2 separate regions of the Homo sapiens genome follow, and region 1 is linked to region 2. Evidence: chromatin loops called from intact Hi-C (ENCODE). Cell type or tissue: endothelial cell of umbilical vein. All regions are shown on one strand. Each heading gives the region's core, and the rest is flanking DNA. Links, peaks and the distances in the headings are about the cores only.

Region 1 (6,166 bases), core at 781-5,780, 100 kb before region 2:
GTAACCAAATCGTCTTAAACATCAACAATATTACCTTTTATAGAACAATTAAAATGCAAGGTTTCTTTTTGTTATTTTAGTGACAACTTTATCTTGAGTAACTGGCTTTGTCAGTTGTGTGTGTGTGTGTGTGTTTCTATTTGAAAGGCTGTGAAGAGATTTCTTAGTTTATTCAGTTGCTTACTTTTTTCTCTTTCTTCAAAAAATTTTTTAAATGGGCAAATAATAATTGTACATATCCATGGAGTACATAGTGATGTTTCTATACATATAATGTATAGTGATCAATCTGATTACTTGGAATATCCATCATCTCAAACATTTATCAGTTTTTTGTGTGTTGGGAATGTTACTTTGAGACATTTAAGATAAATGTTTTTTTCCCCTAAGATTCCAACTCTTTAAAAACACACTTTATAATTTGGGTGGAGTATATTTTATATTTTTTATTACACTATATGGCATATTTTGGGAAAAGGTATTGGGATTCTTCTGAGGTCAAGAAGTTTTATGTTAAGAACAGGAGAAGAAAAAACCCTCAAAATCTAAGTAGGCTAGTATTAAATAAATTGATGTTTAATCCTTTGAAAGCCAGGGTTTTGCTTGGTATCTAGTTACCTTGTATACCTTGTCTGCTGAACTGATTGAGGATGGGTGATTCTGTTTTCTTCCAGGAAATGCTTTTCCTCAGTTCCTTAAGCCTCCTGTTTAAAGGGAACTCTTTCAAGAGATTTTCTGATTAAAGATGAGAGAATGCAAACAGTAGCACTTGGGATAATATCTTCTGGCTTTTGTGATACAATTTTTCTTCCAAATGTAAATTTTTCATTGGGTTGGTTTATCATTTTCCCCATGCAACTATTTTTTTTTTTTTTCACAGAGCCACGTTTTATTATAACTACATGAACTATATATGCCTTGGGGCAAAGACTACACAAAACACAGAAACAGGAAATGCCTGTTAGGTTAAGAGACATGGGATAATGGGTAAAAATATCTTTTAAAAATTACTTACTGTTGTCAGCATTACTGCAGTAATATAAAATGAAGACAATTTCTGATTTCATTATCTTGAAAACTTCTTTTACACTTGTACTTTTCCATTTTGTTGTTTCAGAGCAGAAACCTTAACCAAGGAAGTAGTGAAGTTCTGTATTTTTATTCTATGAATTTAAATCATTTTGAAACCAGTCATAGCTTAGAGCTGTGCCTTTCAAGCTGTTTTATTGGCATATGTTTCTAAATATTAAATATCAACTGGAAAGTAGAAGTAAATTAATGTAACTAAAAAAGATTTACTTTAGCATATGAAAGGTTATCATCTCCAAACTGTTAATATTTACAAGTGATTTTTTAAAGTGATAAGCTTCCTTATAGTGAAATACTTATTAAGTAGGCTCATTTATTCAACATGTATAATTATTTATTGCTTTCTATATGACCAGCTTTCTATATGTTAAGAACTGGATATATAATCATTAGTGAGCAAAACATTTATGGGTTCTTCTATTGGAGTTTATGCATTAGTTCATTTGGTAGATAATTGTTGAACACCAACTATGTGCCAGACACTGTTCTATAATTTAGGGTTGTGCTTTGTGGAGGGAGAAATAAGTAATAAATGTGGTAAGTGCTTAAATAAATGATTAAGATCATTTCAGATAGGGATCAGTACTTCAAAGTGAGTAATACAGGGAGAACTAATGAAGTACCTGAGCTGATCTACTTTACAGACTAGTAGAGGAGATAATTTTAGTATAATTAATCACATAGATAAATATGATAAATGCTGTAAAGGAAAAGCAATGAGTGTTTATGAGAGCTGATAAATGAGGGAGATAAGGGATAGTTCATTTTGGGGGAATCGGGGAAGACTTCTGGAAGAAGTAACATTTGAGCTTAAATCTGAGCTACAACTAGGTGTTAGTTTTCTAGGGCTGCCATAACAAGTATGACAAACTGGGTGGTTTAAACAGCAGAAATGTATTGTCTCTCAGTTCTGGAGGCTAGAAGTCCAAGACCAATATGTAGGCTGGGTTGGTTCCTTCTGAGGGCTATGAGGGAGAATCTGTTCCATGCCTCTCTCTTATCTTCTGGTGGTTTGTTGGAAATCTTTGGTGTTACTTGGTTTGTAGACACAATAGCCTGATCTGCCTTCACATTCACATTGTGTTCTCCCCATGTGCTTGTCTGTGTCCAGATTTCCTCTTTTTATAAGGACATCAGTCATACTGGAGTAGGGACCCACCCTACTCCAGTATGAACTCATTTTAACGAATTACATCTACAACAGCTTTTATTTCCAAATAAGGTCACATTCTGAGGTACTGAGGGTTAAGACTTCAATATATGAATTTGAGGGGGACATAATCCAACCCGTAATACCAGGAGTTAGCTAGATGAAGAGAGGAGGGGGGATGACTTTTCAGGAAGAGAGAACAGCATGTGTGAAGGTATTGTGTTGGAGAAGCATGGCTCATTTAAGAAATGAAGTGTAGCTGAAGCATAGAAACTGAGAGGAAGAGTGAAGTGACAATTCCGGAGACATTTTGAAGGTAGAATAGATAGAGGGGACCTAATGACCAGCTGAACATGCTGTGAAGGAAGGAATAATCAAAGATAATTTCCTACCTATAGCTGTGATGAAAGTATTTTCACCATTTTCAGGTAGAGATATCCAGTAGAAAGATAGAAATTTCTTTCTATAGATCAAGGGAAAGATTGAAGCTGGAAATAAGGATTTGGAAGTAAACTATATTATAGGTCAAAAGTAGGCTAAAATTACTCAGGAAGAATGCTTTTAGATGAGAGGGCTGAGACCTAGAACCTTAAAAAACATCCATATTTAAAGAGGGGGCCAGAATAAAAAGCCAACAAAAAAAACAAAAAAGCAGGAAAAACAATATGCAGTAAGAAAAAGTAGATGGATTACTGCTTGGGAAACCAAGCTAGAAGAGAGTTTTGAGAAGGAGGGATTGGTTGATGGCATCAAATGCTACATGAAGGTAAAGTAGGATGAGACCTGGAGAGAGATCTGATCTCATTTGCCAGTTTGAGGTGATTAGTGAGTACAACAGGTTATAGAATAGTGAAAGTGGAAGCCAGGATTTGGGTGTGTGTGTGTTGAGGAGTAAAAGGCCAATGGAGAAGAAGAAGGAGTAAATATAAACAACTATCTTAAGAATTGGCAATGAAGGGAAGGTGATACAGGGAAGCACATACAAGTTTTAGAAGATGGTAGAGAGCTTAGGAAGATCTTGTATGACTGAAAACCAAGAGCAAGAAAATTAATGGGGGTGGGGAGAGGAGAGGAGAGGAGGGAGTGATACCTTACATAAAGATACGTAAGAGAAGTGTTCCCATTTAGGATTTGCTTCCTGGCATTTCTCAGGAATTTTATGTTTTTCTAGATTCCCAAATGCTGAAAAATTTGGTGGGGAAATCAGGAAAACAGGCAGGGTATTGTAATTTTCCTTCACGTTTAGCAGTCAAGGCAGAGGTTACTGATTAAATTCATGGACATCAAGTCTGCAGCAACAGCAGGAAACATGACACAGAGAGTCAAAGGTTAAGATGGCTATTTCTGGGAAGCTGGAGAGGAACACAGGACAGAAAGCTTCACGTCTTATTGTGGCTTTGCCGTGTACTAGTGTGTATTCCTAGCCCTGACTACTGCTAATGGTGAATCATTCTTGCAAATAACGTAAGTATGAATAAGCTTATTCACATAGTATATTTTGTATATGATTCCAGTGAGTGGTGTCCCGAGAAATAATAAGTTTTGACAGCAAAATCTTAAATTGGTCATTTGGACATGTGATTCTTTGTAATGCTATTAATGTTGCTAGGAGATCTGAATGTTACGTTACTTGAATACTATACCTAATAATGTTTGCTGAGGGCTTCCAGTGTTTGGTATCTGCTACAGGCTACGATTATTTGTAAATACTTTTGACAGAATAAATGCAAGAGATGATCACAGTGTGGCTATGGAACACTTTGATGTGAAATCAGAAACATCTGTAATCTGGATTAGCAAAGCAATATTCACTTTAATGGCAAAACCGAAATCAGTGCAAGCATACAAAATATTTTTATTGTTAAAGAAGAAAATGAGCTTAAATGAAGCAAAATGTGTTTGAATGTCCAGCTTGGTGATCACACCAACATCTATGCAACATGAAAGAAAGTTTTCTATGTCTGGAATGTTTGTCATGAAATAAAAGTCAAGTCTCAAGGCAATTAATGTTTTATGTGTTTTAAATTTTTATTAAAAATTGGTGGCTTTTAAATATCAAATATTTGTGATATCATCTGTAAATTTTTAAATAATTTCTATTTGACATGTGTTAATGTTTACTTCACTTGATGTTTTCTATTATTAGATGTCTATATCAGGTATAGATCATTTTTATGTTACGAAAATATCGATCTTATCACAATACCACAATATATTGGTTGATAATTATAAACCATGCCTTTATTATTAAATCTTTTGTGTTAAGAAAACTACTAAAACTTTAGTGGTTTTCTATTAAATGGATAATAACCCTATCATGGAAAAATTATTCACTGTATATAATAATTACTGTCACTCATTATTGTCATGGGATCCTTGGGATGTTACTTCGCCAACTGGAAACCTCTGTAGCTGGCGGAGCCTTCTTCCTGAGCACTGCTTGTGCCTGCTGGCCTCATTCCGCCCACTCGACCTGGCAGGCTGTGCTTGGCTCATGCTACCGGCCCGGATCCCACACCTGCCAAAGGCAAGCCAGGCATGGAGCGGTGAGGGCTGTGTGGGCGAGTGAGTGTGAGGTCTGGCTGCTGTGCACAGACAGCTAGGCACATCAGCTGCTGTGGCAGGGCGGGCAGCCCCAGGCGCCGGCACTGACTCCATGGAAGGCTGCGGCTTGACCAGATGTACTGCATGCAGCTTCCACTGCGGGCACCCATGTCTGGATGAGGGGAATGTGGTGGTGCCTGGAAGCTTGGAGATGCCAGGAACTGCAGAGCCCCAAAGAGAGTGTCACAACCCTGGCTCCGGGAGCTCCTAGATGTGGGCTCCCTTCTCTCCTTCTTGTTGCCCACAACGTGGCTAATGGAGTGGGGGCGTGTTTCAGCCCTGTTTGTGTTACAGCTCTTTCAGCCCTGCCATTCAGCAGGTCCTAAGTTCTTGTCCCGTGTCCAGGAATAATGAGGTACATGGACAACTGGAGTGTGAGCAAGGTGGAGAGGAGCTTCATTGAGTGGCAGAACAGTTCTCAGGAGACCCGAAGTGGGTAGCTCCCTCCCGCAGGCAGGTCATCCCTACAAGTTGAGGAGACGTGAAGTGGGTAGTTCCTTCTCCCAGCCGGTAGTCCCCATGTCTGTGTGAATCTGACTGGGTGGGTGGTTATGGGTCTCATAAGGCAGGAAGTGTGTACTGGTTGATCCATGGTTGGGCCCAGAAAAAGCTCCCTAAGTTCTCACTCCCGGTGCAGACTTCACCTAGAACTGACAGCCCGGTCCCCAGGCTTCAGGCCGTCCCTGGCTTGAAGGTGGGGCTTCACCAGGGACCTACCCCTTTCCACCCAGGAGCCAGTCTGCCTCCTGACACCGTAAGTCACTTTAGTCCATCGCGCCCAGGCTGTTCCTGCAGAGAGGCACCTGCAGGCCAATGCTGAGCCACCCTCAGTGCCCCCTCGGGCTCCCTCCCATACTTGTAGGCACCCAAAGTCCAGAGGGGACTGAGGCAGCAGGGGGCTGGAGTGTTAGCACTGCCTCAACTGTGCACACACCCGCCCGGGTTGCGACAGCGCCTGGACTCGGCTTCAACTTTGCTCCCAAATCAGAGCGAGTGCTGGGAGCAGGGAGCAGGGGGAGGCCAGGCAGCAGGAGCAGTCACTTCCAAGCCTGTGGGGGCAGGGGGCTTCTCGGGCCCCCAAGAGTGCAGAGATGCCTGGGTCCGCAGCCATGGCTGGGTGGCTGTAGCTGCGCCTGGGAGCATGGGGCTCCTGCTTTGCCAATTCGGAAATGGGTGGGGCTCCCACCTGTTCCCGCTCCCGCTGGCTCCCTGGAACAGGCACCACGAACCCGGCTGTGCCTCCCCTGCTACAGCCGGCGACGCTGCAGCGGCTGCTCCAGACGGGCTGCGGGTGCCATCATTATTATTTTAAAACACATAAAT
Region 2 (6,166 bases), core at 376-5,375:
TTAAAATTGAACATGATCACAGTCTAGACTGATAGCCGTGTGTGGCTAGTCACACAGCTTCACTGTTGCTGTTGAACCTAAAGAAATTTTGGCTAATTAACTTTTTCTTTTACTTCTCTAGTTTAGTCAACTACTAGTCTGAGTTTATTATATTATTAAAATTAATGAAAAAGTAATGATTGAGTTTTCTTATTTTAAGGAAGATATAAATCTAATGAAATTCTTGACCTTGCCCAACATTTCAAGTCTTTTTAAAAATTCCTTGTACTATTTATTTCTAGATCAAGTACAGGTACATATTTTTGCATTGAACCTTGAAATAATCTGTTGAATTATTAAAAAATTATTTAAAGTTCCAATTCATTCTAAAGTGAATCAGAAAATGGCTTAAAGTTCTGATTCATTCAAAAAGCAATACTATATTAAGAGCCTTCTGTGTGTTACCTCATCACTAGGCAGTAGAGGTAGAGAGGTGAAAAAAATAAAGTCTAGAGGTTCAAAGTTTGAATGCCTCAGGGGCCTGGCATATAATCCAAGTGAATAAAGCTAGCTAGGTGTGACAGGAGAAGTGATGGTGATTGTGGAACACTAAGGAACATCTGCCCTGTCGAAAGAAATCGGCTGCTACTTAGCCGCGACAAAAGATGGGGTTCTAGAAATGAGGGCCCAAATGTTGCAAGAACTTGCCAGAGGTCAAAAACCCAGAATTTTTTTTTTTTTTGAGACAGAGTTTCGCTCTTGTTGCCCAGGCTGGAGTACAATGGCGCAATCTTGTCTTACCACAACCTCCATCTCCCAGGTTCAAGCGATTCTCCTGCTTCAGCCTTCCCGAGTAGCTGGGATTACAGGCATGCACCACCATGCCTGGCTAATTTTGTATTTTTAGTAGAGACGGGGTTTCTCCATCCGTGTTGGTTAGGCTGCTCTCGAACTCCCGAACTTAGGTGACCATACCGCCTTGACTTCCCAAAGTGCTGGGATTACAGGCATGAGCCACCGCACCTGGCCAAGAATCCAGATTTGAATGTGGAGCCATTAATTCTCTAAATGTTGGCAACAAATTCACTACCCAAAATTTGCTGTAACATGGAGTCAGCCTGATTACTCTGCAGCTGCCAGAGAAGAAGGAAGGCACAGCCTAGAGGACATGAATATAAGTATGTAAGCCATTGATTAGCCATAGTGATTAGGATTGAGGAATTGTGGATAGTATAATTTTTAATTAAGTGAATATTAACATTAAAGCTCTTTTGATTTCAGCTTTTGCTGTTGGTGTTGAAAATCCCTCTTAAATGTATTTTTTCCTGTCTTATTAGAACACTAGATGACCTGATTGGATCTTTGATGTTTCTGGAGTTTACCAAGTCTCAGGGTCTTTATTTTGATCACTTACTCTGTATAGTAATAGATAGTAGGAGATGAGGCAGAACCTTATACTGATCCCAGGAAGCAATACATGTTTCCTTTTCTGTCTCTTCTCTTAAAAAACATTAGGAAATTGAACTCTGGTTACTTGCATGTTCTGGCTGGTTTATTTCTCTCAATCAAAGTATTAGTATATATTATTGCTTAACCAACATCTGTTAGTTATGATCTTAACCAGGAAAAACATTACATTTCAATAGTCAACAGTAAATGCTGTCTCATAAGTAGATTCTGCCTTGACTAAAGCCATTACCAGCTCTATGTAAATGAAATGCTTCAGTTTCTACCAGGCTGATTTTGCTCTCCAAAATCAGTCAACATGAGATAATAGCCAAAACTTCATGATCATAAATAAAAACTTTTATAATAAAGCTTTATTCATAAATTTACCAGCTTATTTGTTAGCACAATTAGACATTTTAACTATCATAAAATTAATCTTCTTTGTTTTATGTGGTTCATATTCTTTAATACGTGGTTCATATTGTTTCTGTTCTGAGGATACAGAAACAATATTGTTGGGCATCTATTATTATCTCATTTAATTCTCACAGCTATTTGAGATAGATATTGCTGTCTGCATTTTACAAATGAAGAACCAAGGCTCAGAGAAGTTGTTAGTTGCCTAAGGTCACGTAGCTAGTAAATGACAGGACCTGGTTATATCCTAATCTGACTTTAAAGACCATGCATGCTCTTTCTGGTATATCATACAACCTCCCTTATTCAGAAACATATTTTTTTGTTAATCTGATTTTCAAAATATTTTTTCTAGCCTCTAGTGTACCAGAGAGACCATGTACTCGACCAGAATGTGGCCAGCATTCTGTACTTAGTTGGCTGTTTTTAGCGATTTTAAATAGATCACCCACCATCTCTCCTCTCTAGTTAGCTGCCAGGGAGAACATCCCTATAATCCATTCTTGGTATTCCCTAGTGCATCTTTTTGTATTAGGGTGATGTGTTGTGAAATTAAGAGGGATATATTCAATTCGTTTCCTGTTGTAAATTCCTGTGGATTTTTCTTCCTATAGTCTGACCAAAAATAGATTTGCTATATAATTCATACAATTTTAAGATGTAGTGAGTAGACAAAGGCTTTGCGCTAAGACAATATTATGGCATTGCTTTTTTTTTTCTTTTAACATTTTCTCCTGGAATTTATCAAAGGAAAGAATTTCCTGCTGCTAATGAATCATCCATGTGGTTTCCCAGTTTGAATTATTTCCAAATCCTGAGTCTTATGAAATAAATGAATAATTTATAAACCTTTTTCTTTCCTTTTTTTTTTCATATCACCAGGTGACCGATATTCCAGAGTGGTATTTACTTCATCTGGAGGGGAGACATTATGGAATTTACCTGCAATTAAATCAATGTGCAATGTAGATAATTCCAGGGTATGTAAGATAAAAACTAAAATCTCCTTAGCACAAATAAGGTTGTATTATTGAAACTCCTTTTACTGCTGACCCTGGTTTCTGATCAGATGAAAGTACTTCAGAGGCTTACCTACTGAGGAGTAAACTCCAGCAGGCCAGCTTTGCATTCTTTCAGATCCCAGGATCAAAGTGTCCGTGTTTCCTTCAACTTTAAAACATACCATCTTCCTTTTTCTTTCCCATTCATGATCTCTGGCTGTTGATGGTGTTTTCTGTTATTTCACATAGTATTTCTTTTCAGTATAATATTTAAGACTGTTTTTCTTCTTTTGTTGTATTTTTATTTCCTAACCTAGTTTCATTGTTCCCTATTTCCTGCCCTGAGGCAGTTGTCAGCATCTTAATTGTGCAATGAAATGCCTGCCTCTCTGGCAATCACTGGGTCATTTGGGCCAGTGACCTCAAAGGGAAATTTAGGGAGCAGGCTGGGAAAGGGGACATCAAAGAGCATAAATACAGTATCTATGTAAATGACCACAGTAATCCAATCCAAACTGCCCTGAATGCTAAACACCTTGCTGCTTCGGGAGACACCGGGATGCAAGAAGACAGGCGCTTTGTCTCTCAGTCTTCTCTACAGCCAAAAACATGTCCGCATCAGAAAATGTAGTGAGCTTCTGGGTTTGGAAGAGCTGTCAATTTCATATGTTCAGAGATAGTTTCTCTAAATAGAAACTGCTATCTGATGTCACTAATGAACTTGTCCAAGCATAGCAACCAGCATAAAAGGAACTCTTTGTGTTCTCAGCATAACTCTAAAATGTAAAATGACTGGTTAAAAAATCGAATCATGTGCCGTGCTGAGAGCTAGCCTGACCACCTCATGCAATCACCTGTTCGGTCAACAGGGAAATTTCTTAATGAAATAGGCAGTAGAAAGGAAAGAAGAGATCACCCAAACCAGCAGTCTCATTGTACTAACATGAGTACCTTCTAAGAACTAAGTATCTTAACCAGGTAACCTAGTTAGTTGGTCCCAGACCTCCCAGATTTACCCCATCCTTCATTCTAAGAGGCTGTTTGTACATTTTGAAAATGACTTTCCAATCGACTGAGGTATCAGGATTTTCTGTCAGTGCTATCTTCCTTTCACATAGACCAAAGCCACAAACGATCTATAAATAGACCAAAGTTTCTTAATTGGTGATCAATTTTTATTTGTGATGTTTTCTTCTCTTCTACAGCTATCAGTTCCTTATTTGAAGGCTATGAACCTATTTCTCTTTGTCATGCATTAGGATACTTCTTATACAGAAAATTAACTCTAAAGTTGTAAATGTGTAGCGAAATTTACTATGTGCAAGACTTTATGCTGGGTACTTGTACATCACTCACAGTGGATCTGTGACCTTGGAATTTACAATGCATTTTACACGGATGATAAATTAAGCTAAGAGAAGCTAAGCCAGTCTGGTTACTTTATAATCTCACCTTGGATGAGTACAGTTCATTAATTTCTATTCCTTCTTGTCCTCATTCTTCTACCTTTGGTTGATCTTCAGACCTTCCCTTTCCTGAAGACTCTGAAGTGATTGAATTCACTCAGTTAATTAATAGCTGATATTTAGTGAGTATTTACCATGTGCCAGGAAGTGTTCTAAATACTTTAATACATTATTTCATTTAATCCCAATGACAGTGTTGTGAATTAAATACTAAATAGCCCATTTTTCAGTTGAGGAAAGTTCACATCTTTGGTCAGGGGCACTTCCAGGATTGGAACCCAGCCAAGTTGAACTCCAGCGTCTGCCTTTACCCACCCTGCTTTATGCTTCTAGTGAGGAAGATACCTCCCCCGTTTTGTTTCCTGTATATGCCATTTCCCACACAAATGAAGCTTAAAAAGTCACTGTGGTCTGGAATAAGTATCCTTTTTTTTCTTAAAGAGCTAGCAATTTATTCCATGAGTACATGTTAGACTCTGAGACTCAAAAGCCAGTAAGCAATAGTACGCCATGGTGGCTTTCATAAATAAAAGTAGTATAGTCTCTCATCTCTCCTCTCTCTCTGTCTCTCTCTCTCTCTCTATATATATATATATATTTGTAAACTACCTCAACATGATTTATATAGATAGATAGATGATAAAAATCATCATGTTGAGGTAGTTTACAGAAAAGCATATGCAAAGGATGAGATAAATAAGTTGAATGAAATACATGAAGGGAAAACAATGGGAGGAAAATAATAAAGCTAAGGATGAGATTTATACTAATGCACACCCCACAATCTTGTACATTTGCTGATGGGAGCTGCAAACTTATCTGTAACCTCCCAGCAGCCAGAGCAAAAAGGATTCACAATCAGTAACAAAAGTCATATAAATAGGGTAACAAGTTTGTTTTTTAGAAGCCCAGCTTTTCCTCCTGCTAAGACGGGAGGAGACAGTTCCCCCATAGTCTTCATAAAAGAAGTGTGACACTGTGTACAAAATTTTTAACAGCGTGCTTAGAAGAGATACAATATTAAAGTTCAGCTGATTTGCAAAACATAGGTAGGCTGGTAGCAAGAAAACATTACAGTAAAAGCATTTCTATAAGAGATCAAAGCAATGGAATCTATGTGGCTTTCTAATGGTTTAGCTTGTTGCATTTGCATAATTTAGATTATCTAAAGGAATAGATGTACTCTGCTTGTCTATCTTTCTACCGAGTTGATAAGGATAGGACAGCTGTGAGTTTAAGTTTGTAATCCCTGGCAAGAACAGTACAACTACATGTTTTTAGTACATATTTTCTAAGTCAACAACTAAAAGCATTATCTATATGCTTTGGCAGTTAATTAGGAAGAGAGCAGTATTGCGGTGCTCTTGTGAGAATTTGAGAAACAGACTCAAGACATGTGTCAAAATGAATGGTTGGTATGGCCAATTATAGATCCATACCAACAAATGAATAAATAGGTGATCAAAGCCCCAAAAGTCTACCTCAAAGAGTATGGTTATCATTTTAGCTTGTTAAATACTATTTTTACCAATTATAAACACCTTTGTATTCTAGTCTCAAACTCTATGAACCTGGAATAATAAACCTTTCTCATGGAGATAATATATTCATCTGATATCTTAAGTAATAACTATTGGTTAACAGTTCGACTTTCAGAATATTACTGTACCTTTTTTTAGTCTCCCAGTTGAAGACACTGTTAGGGGTTTTCTTTGTTACAGTGGTTCGAGCAGAGTTGTCCTAAGACTACTTGGCAGTTGTTCCTCTCCCCAGCCCCCAAATCCTGGTTGTTATATGGAAGCACTTGATTATTAACAACTATGAAGTTAAATGGGGCGCAACCAAGCAATAGCA

Evidence for each region. Peaks named below come from ENCODE experiments on the same cell type or tissue, not always from the same donor. Only the 100,000 strongest peaks of a DNase experiment are listed, where the experiment ranks them.
Region 1: a loop joins it to region 2, with 4 times the contacts of the local background. A loop is called at or near these places in 1 of 110 quality-filtered maps.

Annotation. Positions count from the first base shown.
Region 1 is chr1:222,888,700-222,894,865 of GRCh38, forward strand. The region is part of intron 1 of DISP1 (dispatched RND transporter family member 1); the gene reads left to right. Among named protein-coding and RNA genes, the nearest start is that of DISP1, 77 kb to the left of the region's middle. In endothelial cell of umbilical vein, for the core only: no CTCF peak of the experiment used is centred there; a DNase peak (open chromatin) is centred at 3,602; H3K27ac peaks cover 1,377 bases.
Region 2 is chr1:222,992,158-222,998,323 of GRCh38, forward strand. DISP1 (dispatched RND transporter family member 1) reads left to right here. Exons shown (of 9, transcript NM_001377229.1): 8 at 2,728-2,825. Among named protein-coding and RNA genes, the nearest start is that of TLR5, 150 kb to the right of the region's middle. In endothelial cell of umbilical vein, for the core only: no CTCF peak of the experiment used is centred there; DNase peaks (open chromatin) are centred at 2,564, 3,154 and 4,624; H3K27ac peaks cover 1,983 bases.